4 separate regions of the Homo sapiens genome follow, and all the other regions are linked to region 1. A link is a contact called in ENCODE Hi-C or POLR2A ChIA-PET data. All regions are on one chromosome and are shown on one strand. The core of a region is the stretch at or near the end of the contact, and the rest is flanking DNA. Distances in the headings are between cores, read along the strand shown. Region 1 holds the start of FAM117B (family with sequence similarity 117 member B). Region 2 holds the start of NIF3L1 (NGG1 interacting factor 3 like 1). Region 3 holds the start of TRAK2 (trafficking kinesin protein 2). Region 4 holds the start of HYCC2 (hyccin PI4KA lipid kinase complex subunit 2).

What was found. Hi-C counts contacts between places; a loop is a spot of excess contacts on that map. ChIA-PET counts read pairs that join two places held with the same protein, here RNA polymerase II (POLR2A). Pooled maps may share reads with other maps.
Region 2: a map of naive thymus-derived CD4-positive, alpha-beta T cell shows a loop between it and region 1 (26-fold over the local background). The contact joins the promoter of NIF3L1 here to the promoter of FAM117B in region 1. A Hi-C loop is called at or near these places in 1 of 168 maps with a recorded cell type or tissue (naive thymus-derived CD4-positive, alpha-beta T cell) and 7 of 50 pooled maps. POLR2A ChIA-PET finds 5 or more read pairs at or near these places in 1 of 52 experiments (CD4-positive, alpha-beta T cell).
Region 3: a loop to region 1 is called in a map of CD8-positive, alpha-beta T cell, with 4 times the contacts of the local background. The contact joins the promoter of TRAK2 here to the promoter of FAM117B in region 1. A Hi-C loop is called at or near these places in 1 of 168 maps with a recorded cell type or tissue (CD8-positive, alpha-beta T cell), 1 of 37 single-sample maps with no recorded cell type and 7 of 50 pooled maps. POLR2A ChIA-PET finds 5 or more read pairs at or near these places in 1 of 52 experiments (GM10248).
Region 4: a pooled map shows a loop between it and region 1 (6-fold over the local background). The contact joins the promoter of HYCC2 here to the promoter of FAM117B in region 1. A Hi-C loop is called at or near these places in 5 of 50 pooled maps.

The regions. Positions count from the first base shown.
Region 1 is chr2:202,632,000-202,637,071 of GRCh38, reverse strand. It overlaps FAM117B (family with sequence similarity 117 member B), which reads right to left and starts at 2,103. Exons shown (of 8, transcript NM_173511.4): 1 at 1,284-2,103. The coding sequence starts at 1,884. RefSeq lists silencers at 1,056-1,495, 1,596-1,645, 1,836-2,065.
Region 2 is chr2:200,885,551-200,890,620 of GRCh38, reverse strand. NIF3L1 (NGG1 interacting factor 3 like 1) reads right to left here and starts at 1,250. Exons shown (of 7, transcript NM_001369441.2): 1 at 969-1,250. It overlaps PPIL3 (peptidylprolyl isomerase like 3), which reads left to right and starts at 1,544. Exons shown (of 7, transcript NM_130906.3): 1 at 1,544-1,665; 2 at 2,936-3,008; 3 at 4,849-4,923. The coding sequence starts at 3,006. RefSeq lists enhancers at 467-716, 975-1,719, 1,607-1,856, 709-1,908, 1,977-2,026 and 1 more.
Region 3 is chr2:201,449,337-201,454,349 of GRCh38, reverse strand. TRAK2 (trafficking kinesin protein 2) reads left to right here and starts at 2,892. Exons shown (of 16, transcript NM_015049.3): 1 at 2,892-3,000. STRADB (STE20 related adaptor beta) reads right to left here and starts at 2,610. Exons shown (of 12, transcript NM_018571.6): 1 at 2,412-2,610. RefSeq lists a silencer at 2,040-2,719 and enhancers at 2,750-3,279, 2,683-3,537.
Region 4 is chr2:201,068,021-201,073,065 of GRCh38, reverse strand. HYCC2 (hyccin PI4KA lipid kinase complex subunit 2) reads left to right here and starts at 1,395. Exons shown (of 13, transcript NM_001321623.1): 1 at 1,395-1,456. NDUFB3 (NADH:ubiquinone oxidoreductase subunit B3) reads right to left here and starts at 1,065. Exons shown (of 3, transcript NM_002491.3): 1 at 1,007-1,065. RefSeq lists enhancers at 543-1,166, 1,303-1,392, 1,413-1,682, 1,167-1,792, 1,783-1,922.

The DNA of each region.
Region 1 (5,072 bases), core at 854-3,353:
TACAAAAATTAGCCGGGCATGGTGGCGGTCGCCTGTAATCCCAGCTACTCAGGAGACTGAGGCAGAATCGTTTGAACCCGGGAGTTGGAGGCTGCAGTAAGCCGAGATCGTGTAACTGCACTCCAGCCTGGGCAACAGAAACTCTGTCTCAAAAAAAGAAAATACTATTCATCATTTTCCAGGGCAATTCTCTCTAAATAAGTATTATCTAAAACTTTCATAAAATAAATAGTAAGAAAGAGTCATCCTATTCCTTCCATTTCGGAAACTATTTCATCTGAATTTGTTTCCTGAAATTCCCAACCATTCTGCCTGGAAAATTCTAACAGAAGTTCCCCAGACAAGGAAAGACAAAGATATATGTTGACAAAAATGAATACGTAAGTAAAAACCACCCATTTCTTTCCTTAAGGCAACAAGATTATAAATTTTATTCCTTTCCACTTCCCACAATTTGAATTTCTCTTTTGAGTTACTCTTTATGAATGACTCCATTGGCACCCAACAGCTCCATTCAGGACCTTCCCCAAGAAAGCTTCCAGGTAAACAGAAAAACAACGAATGTTAGCTCCCTAAAACAATAACAAGATGGAGACAAAACACTGGATTCTGTTTTTCTACATTCAAAACACAGAATCAGTACACAAAATCAGAAATACACCCAGAGCCTCAGACAAAACCCATAAACCTTCCTAAGGAATCTTGTTTAATTTTCACTTCTTGCTACCCATTTATCAAGTCTTAGGAAATGCTAAAACACGGTTCTCAGCCTCCTCTGTTCAGTGATCCAAATCTGCCACTGCTAATGCATTCAGTACCCCAGATCTGAAACTGTTTTGTGAACAGAAATACTTAGCAGCAGCAGATATGGGCTATGCCAACATTAACCTTGTCCCTAAAACAAAGTGACAAACCACTCCTAGCCTCACCCTCAAGGGAGGGTAAGCAGTAACGACTCCTCCAGGAGTAAGGCCAGGAAGCCAGGTTTATCATTAACACTCATCAGCTCAAGCCCAAGGTTTAGCCGCTGCACCTCCACCACCAGGGAGCCGTGCGGGGCGGGCAGAGGGGTGAATGAGGCGGGCGGGCGGGCGGGGCGTAGGGTAGGCCCGGGAAAGGCGGGGCCGCACTGCCGGGTCCCCCACCGCCCGGCACCGCCCCCAGCCCCGCCCCCAGCCACCCGGGCTCCGCGGCAGCTCTGCAGTCCCCGCGCGATTGCAGCGCGCGCCCGGGACCCCTTCCCGCAGCCGCCTCCCCCTTGCTGCGCGACCCCCAGCACTTACCTGCTTTGCAAACCGGGGCGCTGGGGCTCCTCTTCTCCGGCGAGCTTCGGCTCTGCTCCGGAGACCTCCTCCGATGCCGGACGCGGGCTGGGGGTGGGGCCGCGCTCACCTCGCCGGTCCACAGGTGGGTGGGCGACGAGCTGGGCGACGACACGGTGCCCAGCAGCGGCGGCGGCGGCGGCGGCCGTGGGGGGCTCCCGCGAGCTCCAGGCGCGGCGCTGCGCGTGGGGCTGGTGCCTCGCGTGGACGTCGCGGACGCGCCCGTCTGCGTGGCCACCGTGGGGCTGGTGCGCGCGGCCGCGTTCCCGCCGCCGCGCGTGGGGCTGGTGCTGCGCGAGGCGGTGCGCGGGCCACCGCCGCCGCCGCCGCCTGCGGGGCCTGAGGCGCCACCACAGCAGCCACCGTTGTTGTTGCCGCCGCCGCCGCCGCCGCTCCGCGTGGGGCTGCCATGTTGCTGCTGCTGCTGCTGCTTCAGCTGGAACGGAACCGTCGCCCTCATGGGCTGCAAGCGGCTCCCGGGTCCCCCGGCCGTGGCCACCGCACCACCCCCAAGGGAGCCGGCCGGCGTGGGGGACCCATTGCGCCTCACCCGCTGGGACATGGTCCCCCCCCTCCCCGGTGACTGGGCGAGACGGGGGGTTTTGTTGTTGTTGGGCTGCAGGGGGAGGATTCTCGAGGCCGGAGGGCAGGCCCCCCAAGACGGGGTGACGAAGCCGGACTCCGGGGTGCAGGGGGAGACCGGGCCGGGGCAGGCAGCAACGAGGTGGTGCAGCCGCCGCCGCCGCCGCCGCCGCTCCTCATCAACAATAGTGTCTCCTCTGCTGCCCCCGCCCCCCACGATCGCCCATTGGTGCAGCGTCAGCCGCGCTCGAGCCGCTCCACTGCTCCCATTGGCTACGAGCAGCTCGGGTCCCGGGCCCCCGAGGCCTTGAGAGCCTGGGTGTGCGCGGAGACCGTCTGCTCTTTAAAGAGAAAGAGACCCGCCCCCCGCGGGGAGGGAGCGGAGGAAATGGGCCCTGTGTGTATGTGTAGTGTGCGCGCGTGTGTGTGTACACGTGAGTGCCCGTGTACGCGCGCGCCTAGCCACGCGCGCCTTTCCTTTCCCGCCGGGGGGAGCCCTGGGGACTCAGACTCTGGAAGGTTGCCAAAGGAAATGTCCAGACCCGGAGCAGTTCCCAGGGATGGTCTGAAGCCTTTTCCGCATAACTCATTTCCTTACCCCAGTGTTCACTTGTGTTCACCTGTACGCGCATCTCGTTCGGGCTTTTATTCTTAATGTTTTTGTTCTGCCCTAATTCCATCTACCTATGGGCAGGGCTCAAAAGGAGAAGAAATTTAACTAATCTTACTGGCATTTTACGCCCCTCTCCTTTTATTTTTTAGAGCTCTACAAAGAGGCAAATCTCAGAAAGATTAAACTTGCCTGTTAGAATGCGATTTTAGATAGTATCTATAGAGTTCAGTTACCACATGTTATTCCTACCCTCCTGTATCTCAAGTAATCAAGACTATTTTAATCAGCTGCTTCGCTGTTCCCTGATACCTTGGAAGGATGGCTGCTACCTTACCAGTTTGTAAAGTGCTATAGTTTACAGAGGGCCTTATTTGATTCTACACGATCATTGTTTGAGACAGAACTGGGACAGCCATCCATATTTTTGTCTAGCGGAGGAAACAAGTCTTTGGTGTGGCAAAGACTCGGGAAGGCAGGCAGTGACACTATTTCTAAAATGACCTAAAGGGCTCCTCATCAAGAAAATAAAAAATGGTGGAGCCAAAACCTACACTCCCACCTGTCTGGCTATAAATTGCCTATCCATGACCTCTTTTCCCTCTACTATTTTTATTAGTTGTACATGCTAGACAGATTTCGTCGTGTAAAAATGTGGGAGTGGAGGGCATAGTATGATTCACTCTGGACCTGAAATCCTACTGGGTCCCTTTGCGCGGTGGTGGAAGGCCTTTTTTTTTTTTTTTTGAGAAGAAGTCTCTCTCTGTCACCTAGGCTGGAGTGCAGTGGCGGAGTGCACTGGCTCGAATCTCGGCTCAGTGCAACCTCCGCCTCCCGCGTTCAAGCAATTCTCCTGCCTCCGCCTCCCAAGTAGCTGGGATTACAGGCGCGTGCCGCCACGCCCCGTAATTTTTCTGTTTTTAGTAAAGAGGCGGTTTCACCATGTTGGCCAGGGTGGTCTTGATCTCTTGATCTCATGATCCGCCCACCTCGGCCTCCAAAAATGCTGGAATTACAGGCGTGAGGTGGAAGGCTTTTAAAGACCTAGAGAGGAGGCCGGGTGTGGTGGCTCATGCCTGTAATCCCAGCACTTTGAGAGGCTGAGGCGGGCGGATCACCTGAGGTCGGGAGTTCGAGACCAGCTTGACCAACATGGAGGAAACCCCGTCTCTACTAAAAATACAAAATTAGCCGGGCGTGGTGGCACATGCCTGTAATCTCAGCTACTCGGGAGGCTGAGGCAGGAGAATCGCTTGAACCCGGGAGGCAGAGGTTGGAAGGAGCCGAGATCGTTCCATTGCACTCCAGCCTGGGCAACAAGAGCGAAACTCTGTCTTAAAAAAAAAAAAAATTAAAAAAAAAAGACCTAGAGAGGAAATTAAAATCCCATGACCACCACTTACTCTGTGACCTTGAGTGGATCACTAGCCAGTCTCCTTATCTGTAAAATGCAGTTAAACAGTACCATGTGCTTCATACTGTTGTTATGATTATTAACCAAGGATGATATGAGAATGTGGTGTGTAGAAGATGGTCAGCACTTCCAGAGTCTCCATGTGATTCAGAGACCCACATCTCTCCTTACCATCCATTCCCCTTTCTCCTCCTCTCTCCCCCTCCACAGAGAAAGCCCCAGCCCCTTAGCCCAGGAACCTGCCTTAAGTTGGCTGGTGCTCTGGATAGATCTGACGTCACTATCTGGCCCCTACAGCCTGGTGTGAGGCCAAAAACAGCTTCTCACTGGATAGGAACATACAGGAAACTGCCAGCAGGATCCATGCAAAGAGCCAAGTCTGGTCTGAAAAGCATGGATAGACAAGATATGCCTTTAAATAAGGATGTAATCCCAGCACTTTGGGAGGCCAAGGCAGATCACTTGAGGTCAGGTGTTCGAGATCAGCCTGGCCAACATGGCGAAACCCTGTCTCTACTAAAAATACAAAATTAGCCAGGCATGATGGCACATGCCTATAATCCCAGCTACTCAGGAGGCTGAGGCAAGAGAATAGCTTGAAACCCGGAAGTCAGAGGCTGCAGTGAACGGAGATCTCGCCACTGCACTGCAGCCTGGACGACAGAGCCAGACTCTGAAATAAATAACTCATGGAGGCTGTATGTGGTATGTGGTATTTTGTCTTGCACAAAGTAGGACCTCAATACATATTTACTGAATTAATCCAAAGGAAGTCCTGCAGCCCTGGTGTCCTTAGCTTCCTGATCAATTGATTTGGATATCACCAAACTAGAGACATCTTTGTTGGTGGCAAGAGGCTTTTAGCTTGCCTGAGCTGAAGAACTGATTTCAGCAGATCTTATTAGATTTCATTAAATCAACTGATTTCACTAGATCAAAGAGCTTAAAAAAATGTCCTTGGCTCAGTCATGAGATCTGATGGAGCCATTTCGCCTTTTGCTTCTAGTTATGTTTCCTACAGAAACTCAAACCTACAGTTCCAGGAAATTTGTTTTCATCTTATTTGATAGCTTACCTCACTCATCAGTGTAGGGCTTAACTTTAAACAAATGAGAGCACTTCAATTAAAGCAGGTAATTAACCA
Region 2 (5,070 bases), core at 1-2,500, 1.7 Mb after region 1:
AAAGATAATGCTGTCAACCCCATTCTTAAACTTACCACTTATAAACACTTTTTGAAGAAAAACATTTCATAGTATGCACAATAAGAAAGCATAGCCAACTGTAAATTTGATGAAATATCCATAAGTCAATTATTCCAAAAGCAATTTTTCAACATTTCTATTTAATGAGATGAAGATGCTTGTTTAACACATTATTTGAAGTGATACAGGGTCTCCAAAAACCACTCGAGGTCTTGGAAGTTTGTTTTTGTTTTTTTCTTTTTGACACAGGGTTTCACTAGGCGCCTAGGCTGGAGTGCAGTGGCGTGATCTCAGCTCACTGCAGCCTCGACTTCCTGAGCTCAAGCAGATCCTCCCACCTCAGCCTCCTGAGCAGCTGGGACTACAGGCGCTAAACACCACACCTGGCTAATTTTTGTATTTTTAGTAGAGATGGGGATTCGCCATGTTGCCCAGGCTGGTCTCAAACTCCTGCGCTCAAGTGATCCACCTGCCTCGGCCTCCAAGAGTACCGGGATTACAGGGGTGAGCCACTGCGTCCGGCCTTGAAAGATCTTCTAATGGTCCTCATAGTACTCCATTCTCCAGCATTTTCTACATCTGGCAAGCTCGAAAGTGAAACCCTAGTGGGCCATCATGCAGGTTTTGAGTTATTTACTGTTACAGATGAGGAAACTGCGAAGCTACATGGCCACAGTCAACAACGACAACAGAAGGCAACATAGTATGGCGGTTAAGAGCACCGACTCTGAAGCCAGCCTGAATCCTAGAGCCAGAGCTGTGCAACAGCAGGTAAATGACTTATCCTGTGCAGTTTCCTCCTTAATGGAAATAGTGCCCAGGCCACAATATCGCGAGATTTACACGTAAAGCTGGAAACAACTCCCGTCCTAGAGTAAGCACTGTTTACTATTAAGCAGCATCAGTAGGGCCCCTTTGCAACCTGCAAACCGCTCCCTCGACGTTACCTCATCTATGCCTCATTTCAGTGCCACTTCAGGCCTTTTCCAGGACAGTGAAAAACCACGAGACACAGCCAGTTAAGTCTGAGTCAGGACCCCTGTCCCACTAGTGCGCTGTGCTCTGGTGCGGCAGGGCAGTTTTCTGACCCAATCTCCTCTTCTGCTGTCCTCTGCAGCACCAAGATAACAATCACAGCCGGCCCCAACCGGCACCTACCGCGAAGGTCACAACTACACTCGCGGGTTTTTAAATCGCCCACTACTCACCAGTCCCGGAAACTTCTCTGCGTCACTTCCGGTCCCGCGTCGGCGCTCCGGATGCTGTGGCACTTGGCTCCCCGTAGCGGGAGAGCTGGGCGGAAGTGGTCCTTTCCGTTTGGCAGCCGAGTGTAAAGCATTGCTTGAGGTTGCCCAGGTAGTTTCGCCTTACACTTCTTGTCCCAGTGCAATTATTAGTAGAGCTCCCTTTCACTGTCAAATTTCCGGTTGGGGATAAATTGCATTGTCGTTTTGGTTTGAGATAGGAAGATGAGGGGAGGAAGGAGGTGAGGCGGTAAGGGGCGTTCTCTCTCTTGGGTCCCGCGCCCAACTTCCGCTGGCCCAAAGAAACTATAATTTTGAACCAACAGACCTCTGCTGGCATCTGCGATTGCATTTTTCCTGTTTTAACAACGGCTGTGCTAGACGAAGTGGTGAAGCCCAAGTATGGAGTAACGTCATTAATTCTTTCATTCACTTATTCGAATGCTTGCTGAGTTCTGTGTTGCTACTGGTTTAGTTCTTGGGATACTGCGAGTGAACAGTGGGCGGCGAGGCTGTTGTTGCAACGTCAGAGTAAAAGAAGGACCCTGCACGGCGGCCTCCCAGCACTTCGGGAGGCCGAGGCGGGCGGATCACCTGAAGTCAGGAGTTCGAGACCAGCCTGGCCAACACGGCGAAACCCCGTCTCTACTAAAAATACAAAAATTAGTCGTGCATGGTAGCGCGCGCCTGTAGTCCCACCTACTCGGGAGGCTGAGACACGACAATCACTTGAACCCGGGAGGCGGAGGCGGAGGTTGCAGTGAGCCGAGATCCTGCCGCACTGCACTCCAGCCTGGCGACATAGCGAGACTCCGTCTCAAAATGAAAAAAAAAGAGAAGTTCATAGTATATTAGTGATAAGTGCTGTGGTGGAAAAAAAAAAGTTCATAGTATATTAGTATAAGTGCTGTGGTGAAAAAAAAAAAAAGCGAATTTCATAGTATATTAGTGATAAGTGCTGTGGGAGAAGGAAATAGGAATGTCCTAGGGCTGAAGGGCTAAAGCAGTTCTGTGTAGGATTGTCAGGTCAGTTAAACTTGACATTTAAGCAGAAATTTGGAGGTGAGGAAATTAGCCGTAGAGATGTCTGAGTATAAGAATTCCAGGCAAAAGGGACACCCAATGCCTGGACCCTAAGGGAAGGTATCTGGGTTATTGGGGGACTTGCAAGGAGGCTCTTGAAGAAGAGCAAGCCGGGCAAGTAGGAGATTGGGAGGCTTGAATCGGGTAGGATATCTTCTATAGCCGGGTTTTTATTACCTAGGGGATGCCATTAGAGGATTTTTTTTTTTTTTTTTTTTGACGGAGTCTCGCGCTGTCACCCAGGCTGGAGTGCAGTGGCGCGATCTCAGCTCACTGCAGCCTCCGCCTCCTGGGTTCAAGTGATTCTCCTGCCGCAGCCTGCTGAGTAGCTAGGACTACAGGCGCCTGCCACCACACCCGGCTAATTTTTGTGTTTTTAGTAGAGACGGGGTTTCGCCATGTTGGCCAGGCTGGTCTCGAACTCCTGACCTCAAGTGATCCACCCGCCTCGGCCTCCCAAAGTGTTAGGATTATAGGCGTGAGCCACCACGCCCGGCGAGGTTTTTATTTAAAATGTTCAGTAAAGATGAGCGTGTGTGAGTTAAGACAGGAAAATGAGCCTAATTCTTTTTTTCTTTTGGGACTAGAGACTTATTTTTGAGCTCGCTGTAAGACTGAGAAATCACGTAGTCCTTCCTGAAACCACTAAGAGGAAAAATGGTAAGTTTTGAGCAATTTTTATCTAATGTCTTTCATTATAAGTAATTTTTAGAAATTCAGTCAAGGGCAATAAAAGTTCATGGAAATTGCAGTGGCAAGATGGAGAAATTGTATAATATAGAAGCACTTAATATGGAATAATTCTTTTAAAAAATACACAAAATTGCTTTAAAATTCTTTAATGTTGTCACTTAAAATGCACAGAATTTACCTTTTTTTTTTTTTTTTTTTTTGAGTTTCACTCTTGTCTCCCAGGCTGGAGTGCAGTGGTGTAATCTCGGCTCACTGCAGCCTCTGCCCCTGGGTTCAAGCGATTCTCCTGCCTTAGCCTCCCCGGTAGCTGAGATTACACGCGCCTGCCACCACGCCCAGCTAATTTTTTGTATTTTTAGTAGAGATGGGGTTTCGCCATTTTGGGCAGACTGGTCTCGAACTCCTGACCTCAGGTGATCTGCCTGCCTTGACCTCCCAAAGTGTTGGAATTACAGGCGTGAGCCAACTCGCCCAGCCAGAATTTACCTTTTATGGAGAAAGATTGATTACAAGATAGATAGAAATGGAAAGGGAGAGTTGAAGGAGCAGAAGAGAATAGACAGGTCTGACAATTTTAATTGGATTATTTTGCTCTAGATCTAAAGTGGGCAACTAGGCTGGGCACAGTGGCTGACACCTGTGATCCCAGCACTTTGGGAGGCGGAGGTGAGAGGACTGCTTGATCCCAGGAGTTCAACACCAGCTTGGGCAACACAGTGAGGCCCCCGTCTCTACTTTTAAAAAAACAATTAAATAAAGTGGGCAACTAGAACCTGAAGTAGAAAAAGGCAATGAGAATAGTGCCCTGCTTCTCCCACACACATCTTTAACCTGCTCATACTCTCTAACTGCTAGGCCAGGCGCGGTGGCTCACGCCTGTAATCTCGGCACTTTGGGAGGCAGAGGTGGGCCAATCACTTGAGGTCAGGAGTTCGAGACCAGCCTGGCCAACATGGTGAAACCCTGTCTCTACTAAAAATACAAAAATTATCTGGGTGTTGTGGCATATCCCAGTAATCCCAGCTACTTGGGAGGCTGAGGCAGGAGAATTGCTTGAACGCAGGAGGTGGAGATTGTAGTGAGCCGAGATCACGCCACTGCACTCCAGTGTGGGCGACAGAGCAAGACTCCACCTCAAAAAAAAAAAAAAGGAGAAATGAAAAAGGAACCCTCCAAATTGTTTTCTCCCTCTCTGGAATACAGTATCATATCAAGGGGTATACAGGTTACAGAAAAACAGGTACAACAAAAACAAAAAGCAAGCAAGAAAGCACTGTGGTTATCTCTGCACATTTAAGATTTAGAAACACTGACACTTGTTATATTTTTGTTAGTCGAGAAAGGAATTATTTTTTAACCCTATTTCTCAGAATTAAATTACCTAAGGAAAATGGTGGAAATTATGTTTTGAAAAATCATTTTCTCATCATTTTTCTATAAATAAGGATGTTGGTGAATTGCCATGTACATCAATAATACATAACAATTGTTTTTATTTTTCTTGATAAAAAATTCAAAGTTAAAATAATTCTTTCCATCAAAATATTTACTTCCAAATTTTTGTCATGGATACTACTTAACCCTAACATTTATATTCTGGAGTTTTTTCTCTACTGTTGGGATCAATTTTGAGAAAAAAGTACAACTTAACCTCTAAGAGCTGCTTTGTGGATGGGTCATCTCTGAAGCAGTATTTCTGTCTGTTTTTATTCAGATTATCATCTTGAATATCCACACAGGGAAATAAACAATGCATAAAGTCACCTAAATAAATTTCATTTGTTCTCACATTTTCTCTCCTTTTTAGTCTGTGACACTGCATACAGATGTAGGTGATATTAAAATTGAAGTCTTCTGTGAGAGGACACCCAAAACATGTGAGGTAAGTACTATTATTTACATATTCAACATCAGTTAATACAACAAGATAAGCACTTTGGAATTGAATAATCTAACCTAAATAACAACAACAAAACTTTCTGTAAAACCATTGTTAGGGAAAACTAGCCATCCTAACTTCTGGCCTGAT
Region 3 (5,013 bases), core at 1,643-4,142, 1.2 Mb after region 1:
AAACCCCAAGAATTTTCAATGGTTCCACATATTACAACTAAACTTTGAGACTTTCCAAAGCCCTTTCTTATTGGATTAATTACGTATTAAATCATTTGGGGTCCCTGACCAGCAAATATGGGAAAGAATCAGAATAACAGACTAGGAAATTAATTCAAGGAGATACAAAAGCACCATCCACGGTTTCCAGACCTTTACTAATAGAAAGGGTGGCAATCTTGTAAGTTTGTGGGTTCAGAGCATCCCTTTACATCTAACCAACATCATCTCTTTCATCTAAATTGTGCTTCATTATTTCAACTCCCCAAATTTGATGAACCCATCTACAAATATGTGAGCAGGATGAGAAAGGGAAGATTTTGTAAACCATAAAAACCATAAAGCAATATCCAATTTTATTGCTAAAGAAAGAGGTGAATTTATTCAGGATGTTCACTATGAACCAAAGGTAGAGATTGGGAGGAAGACGGACCTGAAAGGCTGTGATCATTTAGCCACCTACCATTCATTACCGTCAATTTAAAGCACTGGAGTTTGCTGTGCTGCAAAAGGAGGAAAGCAATGCCTGCCCTGCCAACCTTCCAGGGTGAATGAAATCAAATGAGTTACATCTCAAAGTGCCCCTAATTAGCAAACACTGTATCAGCTTGAACTATGCTTTGAAAGGTACACTCAAATGTACTGATGGCAGTACAAAACTATAAGGTTTATTTGGAAAGCAGGTTGTCAAATGTTTCAATAACCATGAAAATATTCATACTTTTTGACCCAGTAAAATTCCCCGGAGTGATCTATTCTAAGGAGATATCCAAGTAAATGAAGAAACTACACATCATAGTCAATACACTGTTAATCTGTTAACAGCCAAGTAATCATTACACAAGTGTTTAATGAGTGGTTACCATGGGTCAGGCACTGTGGACACCCGCTGGTAATCAGGGCAGACAAGACCCTGGCCACTTGTAGCTGACCTTCCCACAAGCAGAAGGGTTATGGATGTCATGATTAACCAAATTTTCTGGTTATCATGATTTTGTATCCTGCTTTTTTCACTCAATGTCAGCAAGTTGTTACTGATTTTGTCTTAATAATGTGAAACTCCATTACGTTGTCTATTTTTTTCTCTTTTTCAGAAAAGCTCAGAAGAAACAGACACAATCTGGTAAGAATTGTTAGTAATAAAAGGGTTGTCCCTATGGGGTGGTTTAATCTCAGAGATTTTTGCCTTAGATACACCAGACTATTAAGAGATAATTTTACAAGACATTTTGAGGTCAAGGCAGCAGCTGCACCCAGCAAAGGGGTGGGGGTGGGGGATTTGCTGTTATTATAATTTTCTCCGGCATGCTCTTTCACGAGATATGAATATAAACCCTTTCTTAAAAAAAAGTCATATTTAAGAGACTTATATTTCGTATTCACAAGTACATCAGTGCAGTCCCTTACACTTGTATCCAAAACGCTAATTACGATAAAGCTTTATAAGTAATTTCAGTTTGTTCCATAATAGAATGGTTCATGTGAAGACTTTGATCTGAAAGATTAACACTTTCTGTAGAAACCAAAGGGCGCATCTTCTAGAACACGGGTTTTGAGTTAATTTAGGCATTCAACAGAGGCCACTGTTACAGGGAATGCAAAAATGACCCGATGTAACTCTTTGTTGAGCTTTAAAATTACTGTAATTTTCAAAGTGATCTTGGGAACCCATAAAATCTTAACAAAGATCATAGCGACGCACAGTTCAGGAGAATTTTCCAAGCTTAGTGACTCATGCGTTCAACAAATCTTTACTGAGCGCCTACTGGGTGCCAGGCACCGTGCTAAGCAGGCGCCGTGTTACACATCCGTATCAAGTTTTGGGGAAAAGGTACTTGACAAAGACCCAGCAGGGAAAAACACAGCGTTGAATTGAAAAACCGAAGACAAAACGACACTCGAGTATTTAATTTTGTAAAAGGTTCCTTCCTAGTCCTGCTATGGGGGACTTTGCAGCGAACTTGCAGAAGGCGGCAGATAGAGCTGGGGTCTGAGGGTGTCTTCGATATGGCAACTCCCCAAGCCCGAGAGCGCGGCCAAAGGTGAGGGGTGCGGGGAGAGGGCGCCCGGGCGGCCTGGGCCCCGCGCACCTGGCACGGCCGGCACGGCCAACCCGGCAGGCACCACTGGGCGGGCTGCGAACCCGCGGCCCGGGCCCCGCTGAGCCCGAGCTGCACTGGCGCAGTGGCTGCTCGCCACCTCGGGCCGCATTCTTGCCACGGCTCCCGCCAGCCGCCGGTGCTCGGGCTGGAGGTGGGCTAGCGCGTTCTGGCCTCTGGCTTCCCGGGCGTGCGCGGACCAAGGCTCACTCCCTCACACGTCCCCCACCGGCCCCGACACCTTCCCTTCCCGGGCCTGCCTCCCGTCTTTACCCTAGCGGCGACCACGGCCAGCGACTCTCTTCAGGCTGCCAGCGGTGCGGACAGGGGCGGGCGCCAGAGCCCTGCTCGCGGAGGGGCGAGGCGAGCGCTCTAGGCCCGCTCCCGGCGCGGGGCGCGGGAGGGCGGCGAGGCCGCGACCGGGGCCGTGGGCTTGGAACTCTGCACCAGTCCCAGGCTACCCGCTGGGAACGCATTCGCCCCACCCGCGCCGGGGTCGCGGCCCCGCCTCCCTCCCCGGGGCTGGGCAGCGAGAAGGCGGGGCCTTCGAGCTTGAGGCGGGGCGGGCAGGAAACTACAATTCCCAGCAGGTCTTGCGCTGGGGCCGTGGAGGCCGCTGGGAGAGTGGCTCTCCTTTGGCTTCCCCAATTGTGTGGGGGCTGCCATTGACCCGGTGTCGCCGCAGAACCGAGGTCGCCGAGTGATGATGTTGTGAAGTCGCCCGCCTGTCCCTGCCACGCCCGGGCGGTTGCTGGCAGTGGGAGCAGCGGCAGCAGCTTCGGCTGCTGCTTTCAGGCTGCCGCTGCATTAGGGGCTTCCTGAGGAAGCGCGGGCGGACGACAGAGGATGCCGAACCACTCCAGTGAGTAAGCTGTCCGCGCAGAACCCGAACTTGCCCTTGACAACTTCCCCGGAAAGCGGAGGGACCTCCTCGTCCCAAGGTCCTCCGGTACCCGGAGGTCACGCGCGGACGTCGGAGCCGGAGGCTGGGTGCTGGAGGGCTGGGTCCGGGTCCCGCGGTGAGGCGTGGGTTGTTTCCTAAGTGTGGGTGCAAAGTAATGGGCGCTAGGCGCTGGCGTCGGTATTCAGCCCAGCTGCACATCTGAGGCTTGGCAGCTTCTCATAGCGCCTTATCCTCTGCCATACAGCATCCATCTGGAGCCCTGTCTTTTAGGATGAGTGGCTTTAGGGTCGGGCATTAAACCTTAAGCTTCAGTCGCCATCTGTGATGTAAGTGGGAGGAGAGGGTATTGGAAAGAGCTCTTTCTGGGTCAAATAGAGTTGGGCTTTTCTTGCAATTGATTTTGAGCCAGATGCCACATATCTTGAAAAAGAAAAACGGCTGACTTTAGTTTGAAGCGTAAATAATAGATATTCGCACATGTCCTTTTTAGTAGCAGCCCAAAAATTGAATTTCAACTTAAAAAAAAATCTGCGTCATAATAATAGGGATGTTACTTGCTCTTGCTCATGCACCTTTTGCTTAGACCTGCTGTTTCTACGTCAGAAAAAAAAAAAAAAAAGGTAACTTCACAGGATATTCATCAAGTTGATGGAATGGACCATAGGAACAAAAGGAACACTTTCAGTTCTTGGTCTCCGTAAATCTTCCCGACCTTTAGATCTTTGCTGTTGACTTGGAAGTCTGAGGTACAGTAGTCTCCAAATAGCAGGTTAATGGTGGTGACATGACACTTAAAAACAAATTGTGAAGGACATTTGGAGGTGAGAAAGGTCAGGGATGAAGACATTTTATCATCCTAGCAGTTATTCCAACTTTCTTTTCTTTTTTTTTTTTAAGACAGAGTCTCGCTCTGTCGCCAGGCTGGAGTGCAGTGGGGTGATCTCGGCTCACTGCAACCTCCGCCTCCCGGATTCAAGCGATTCTCCTGCCTCAGCCTGCAGAGTAGCTGGGACTACAGGCGCGCACCACCACGCCCAGCTAATTTTTGTGTTTTTAGTAGAGATGGGGTTTCACCATGTTGGCCAGGATGGTCTCGATCTCTTGACCTCATGATCCACCCGCTTTGGCCTCCCAAAGTGCTGGGATTACAGACGTGAGCCGCCACACCCAGCTCCAGTTTTCTATTTTTAAAATTAAGTAATGTCCAGCAAGTCTCAGACATTTAGCAAGCACATACCATGTGAAAGACAGTGTTTTGTTATCTTACACACTTATTCATATGATGGAAGAGGTTTGTTAGAAAGAACCAACATTTGGCCGGGCGCTGTGGCTCACTCCTGTAATCCCAGCACTTTGGGAGGCCAAGGAGGACAGATCTCCTGAGGTGGAGAGTTCAAGAACAGCCTGACCAACATGGAGAAACCCGTCTCTACTGAAAGGAAATACACCAGCCTGGCCAATATGGTGAAACCCCGTCTCTACTAAAAATACAGAAATTAGCCGGGCGTGGTGGCACGCGCCTGTAGTCCCAGCTACTCGGAGGCTAAGGCAGAAGAATTGCTTGAACCCGGAGGCAGAGGTTGCAGTGAGCCAAGATTGCACCCCTGCACTCCAGCCTGGGCAACAGCGAGACTCCATCTCAAAAAAAAAAAAAAATTAGCCAGGCATGGTGGCACATGCCTGCAGTCCCAGCTACTGAGGAGGCTGAGGCAGGAGAATCGCTTGAACCCAGGAGGCGGAGGTTGCGGTGAGCCAAGATCGAGCCATTGCACTCCAGTCTGGGCAACAAGAGTGAAACTCAGTCTCAAAAAAAAAAAAAAAAAAAAAGAACCAACATTTTAGTATTTGCAATCTGCCAGGCACCCCAGGTGGGAGCTCTTCATACTTTAGCTCACTTAATCACTTTAACAAACCTATCACACTAATCTGAGGCTCAAAGACTTGCTTATGTAACAAGGGGAGATTTAAATC
Region 4 (5,045 bases), core at 146-2,645, 1.6 Mb after region 1:
AGGAACCTTTCTAGACATTTTATTCCTAATCACACCCCCCGCCATGAAAATTTAACACTACATATATACTGTATAACTGTTTATATACTGTGGCCCTTTGGAGGGACACAAATCATTGTAGTAACTAAGATTCCGACCCCGGCCCCACCAATTTTCAACCCCTTGAAATGTAAAATCACCCCTGTTAAGACTGCATGTTCTAAGTTATTGGCAATGCTTTATTTTCTAATCTAAGAGGTGGATACAGGAGTGTCTGCTTCTGTTAGTTATAATTTTTTAAAATGTATGTTTTATACACCCTTCTGTATATATACTTGACAATAAAAAATAAAAATAGAAAAATTGACTTAAATTGTGCTGAGGACTGAAAAATGGTGGTTATTTCCGTTTCAGAGCAGCTCAAATAATAACAGTAAGGAAATTAGTTAAATAAAGAAAAAACATGCAACCAAAAATTTTAAAAGCTATCTATGTCTGAAGTGAATCTAAAAGTCTCATGAAGATCAACCTCCACTAAAGGAAGCTGGCTCTAAGAAAATGTGCTGGTATCCTTTCCCTAAGAAAGAAATAAGAAGATAATGCTACTTCCACTACATGCAATTTTAGTTTACCGAAGACTATCAAGTATATATCTTAACTTCCTCGTATTAAAAACTGTGATTATATGAATATTAGAACATAAAAAACAAATGAACTGTTATTACTTTTAGTGATGCTGTTCTTCTGCCTTTGCGATCCAAAGGCAAACAAAGACAATTTTGCGTGTGGCAGAAGCGGGAACAAGCACCTGGATTTAACAACTACAGTAATGATCACTGAATCCTCCAACCACCTCTTCCTACCCCAACTCTAAACTAGGACTTCATTAGTTCTCGCCTGCTAGTTCTTTGATCTCCCTCCCAGCCTCCCATCCTTCTCCATTTAGTCTCTCCTTTTCTGCACTCCCCAGAATAGAGTCTAGCTCTTAATCCTAATCAACGGGCCTCCCACCAACTCCCTAATTTACCTGACAGCAATCTGACCTCTCAGGACACTCAACTCTGCAACCGGAGCCAACCGGAAACGGAGGTTGTCACCTCGAGTTTCTCACGGCAGGAAAGCGGAGAAGCCGCTTAACGTTCCGATACTGGGTTAGAGATTCCTGAATCAGGTAGAGACTACATGAGGGACGCTGGAAGTCGATTATTTTCCCAGTATATGTGCATCCTCAATCTGACTGAGGTAACAGATACTGTAGAAAAGAGAAGGGCGGGGAAGATAATATGTTGTCCTTGCTTGGGGACGGAATCCTTAGACACCGCACACAGGGCGGGGCTGCCGGCATACTGCAGCCAATAAGGGAGGCTGTTGTTGAGAGCGTGTTCTCACCCAATGAGAGGGTTGGTTGTTGCGCTGCAGTTGGCAGGCTGCTGCGGGAGGCGGCGGCGGTAGGAAGCCGGAGACAGCAGGGTGACAGGTAGGCGGCGGTGCTGTCTTTGGGGGAGGCAAAGTGCTAGATGAAGAGGGGTTTTCTTCTCCTTCGGCCGCGGAAACTACAGACGGGAGCTGGCGAGGGTGGTCTGGAAAGGCGGTAGCCGGTGTGTTGGTGGTCCCGGAACCTCTCGTAAACCAGGTAGCATCTTGGGAGGGTCGTGAGGAGGAGAAGGCGGCAGCCGAGGCGGGTGGAAGCCGAGCCTTGTGGGGCGACGTGGGGGCCCACCTAGGGCGTGGGGGCTGCGGTGGCGCCAGCAGAGAGGGAGGAGAGGCGGGAGCAAGGCGGTGTCGTGAGGGCTGAAGGGATTCTTTGCACAAAGCCCCAGGCGAGAAAAGGACACGGCATTGAAGACAGTTAAGAGAAATCCCAGTGATTGCTTCTTAGGGCCATTTCCTGGGGGTGGTGAGGGGGAGCGGAGAAGAAAAATATTTACTGGCGGTCAGATTCTGAACACTCATTATTGCTGTACATTATGTAATCTTTGGCTGTTATTTACCCAAACAACTAGGTTGTCCCTCCTGGGAGAGGAGGTCTTGCAACCTATTAATGTGTTAGAACACTTTTTTCATTGGCTTGAGTGCCATTTACATTGGCAGGTTCTCTAGGCGAAGGGTGGTAGCATGGAGGATAGAGTAGTCACGAAGAGCTTATCCCAATTATGGACTTGACAGATACTAGTTTGCGATGAATGTGGCCAGGTTCATGTTTTGTAGTTCGTGAATTTATTTGAGGGTCAAGGCTGACAACATTTTTTAAAGATCTTCAGAAAAGTGGGGAATCCTTTAAAAATGTACAGTAGGAGCTCAGTGTAAGTTGGAAAATGACTAGAAAATTAGTTGGTAGATCCCTTCCTCCCCCCAGGATATTGTGGAAGTTAGGGACTGTGCAAATAAGGTGGTGGTCTGAATATGGGGAAAAAAATAAACTTTTTTTTTTTTTGAGACGGAGTTTCGCTGTTGTTGCCCAGGCTGGAGTGCAATGGCGCGATCTCGGCTCACAGCAACCTTCGCCTCCCGGGTTCAAGCCATTCTCCTGCCCCAGCCTCCGGAGTAGCTGGGATTACAGGCATGCGCCACCACGCCCGACTAATTTTGTATTTTTAGTAGATACGGGGTTTCTCCATGTTGGTCAGGCTGGTCTCGAACTCCGGACGTCAGATGATCCGCCCGCCTCGGCCTCCCAAAGTGCTGGGATTACAGGCGTGAGCCACCGTGCCCGGCAGAAAAAAGTCAACTTTTAAGTAGTTTGTTCTGTAAGCAAGTCTGAGAAGCTACTTATGAATTATTTATTAGGTTTAAAAAGTGGACTCTGAACCTCTCGGACAGAGGCAAAATATATTTATAGATATAATTAACTAAATTATCTTATTTAAAAAAATTTTATAATTCATTGTTTCCACAATAAAATGTAGAATTAAAATAGGAATTCTATTCAGTATGTGTTATGGAAGGGCAAACGACATAAAAACTTGATTTTGTAGGTCATTGAAAAACAATTTTGAGAGCAGCACTGGAAAATGATTTTAAAAGAAGTGTTATAAATTTCTAAAATGTAAGGTGTTTGAAATATTGCCTTTAGCTTAGGAGATAAGGTCTAATGTAGTGTCAGCAACTCTACAATTTTCCTAAATTTATTTCGGTACTGCATGTCAGAAAAACTTTATAAGATGTGATTTTTTTCTATTAATGGTAATTTATATTCCTATATATGAACCTAAATCAAAATTTCATTTTTTCTCAAAAATTTAATTGGGAAAGAGGTGCATCATTAAAGTTGTTTGTTCCCAGATGTTCTCAGTACTGAGACATTTGTCAGTGCTTTAGATAAAAATTTTTATTGATGTTTGGTGTTTTGTTCTTTGTCTTTTCTCCTTTTCCAAGAATAATGCAATCTCAGTCACAAAGAAAATTTCTGGTTCTATTTTAGGTGGAATTCTGTAGTGTTTTGAGTACCAGTTAAATCTTTGCTTTTATGCGTGTGTGTGTGTGTGTTGCTTTTATGCGTGTGTGTGTGTGTGTGTGTGTGTGTGTGTGTGTGTGTGTGTGTGTTTCTTCTTATGTAACCAGCCTACTAGAGCTGTCTTAGAGAACTAATGGCTGATTTTGAATGGCCAGTAGGTGTCATTGTAGAATGCAGTAAGTTGAGTATCGAGTAGGAAATTACCAAGTAGCTAAAGAAACACTAGTCCAAATTAGCATATAGTGTGGTTAGATGATCGTTTATACGTTATAGAAGTTCTCTCTGATGAAACATTTCAGTATTGGAGCTGTTTATAAGGAATTTGAAACAATGATTGTAAAGGAGTTTAATTGTTTGCCCTAAAATAGACCTTGAAAGTGTGTTTTTTAGCCCGGCCCTTTAACTGTCTTGACATGCAATTCAGATTTAAGTTTGATTATTTGCAATACAGTTTTGGCATCTTGTAGTAGTTTATTAAGTTCTAGAATGATTGAAATTTTCAGCTTGACTGAGTCTTATAGAAAAACCAATGCTACATAGTGAAAAACTGATAAAATATGGGCAGAAGTTTCAAAACTAGTTATCATACCAGTACTTTGTATTGTTCTTTTTTTTTCCCCTTAGAGATCCTTGTTCCGAGTTACTGTTCTTTTAAAGCCAGAACAGAAGATTTTTTTGTCTGTCATCGTCTGTGGCTTATTATCTTTTTTTTGATTTCCAGAATTGCTTCTTTTTACACTTTATCTGGTCAGTAGCCTATGTTCTTTTCTTGGGATGTGGAACTGAACATTTATCACTGACTAAAATGTAGTGGATTCTGGAGGGAGCCAGCACAGAAAGCTCTGAAAGTAGCTTACATCTGTTCCGAGTACAGCTCCTTACCTTCCTAGCCTTCTGTTGAGCCCTTGTCACTTTGTAGCTCTGCTCCTTAAGCCTGTGATAGATACAGTGTTTTGAAAAAGTTTGGACCTAATTTAAGAATTCTTCATGGAGTTGGAAATAGATACCTCAAAACAATTTAGGAGTTTTTAAAAAGGCATACACATATCACTTATATCATCTCCACTTCCCTTCAGAATTTTACGGATGGGAGGAGTGTGAAGGGGGTAGATGTATTTTGGAAACAAATTCCCTTGATTAATTTGGTTCACCACTGGCTTCCACTTCAGAGTGGAAGTGCCTTGGTCTAATTCAAGGCTCTAGCACTTGTGGTATGAAGCAGTAACAGTAGTTTCAGCTTTAGAGAAAGGGCTGCCAAATCTACTAATTTACTAATACTTTTATAGCTCAATAAATTGTCACCATTTCATGTCATAGCTAGGATAGCTTTTTTTTTTCTTTTTTTGAGACGTAGTTTCACTTTTGTTGCCCTGGCTGGAGTGCAGTGGCGCGATCTGGGCTCACAGCAACCTCTGCCTCCCGGGTTCAAGCCATTTTCCTGCCCCAGCCTCCGGAGTAGCTGGGATTACAGGCATGTGCCACCACGCCCGGCTAATTTTGCATTTTTTTTAGTAGAGACGGGATTTCTCCAAGTTGGTCAGGCTGGTCTCGAACTCCGGACGTCAGGTGATCCGCCTGCCTCGGCCTCCATAAGTGCTGGGATTACAGGTGT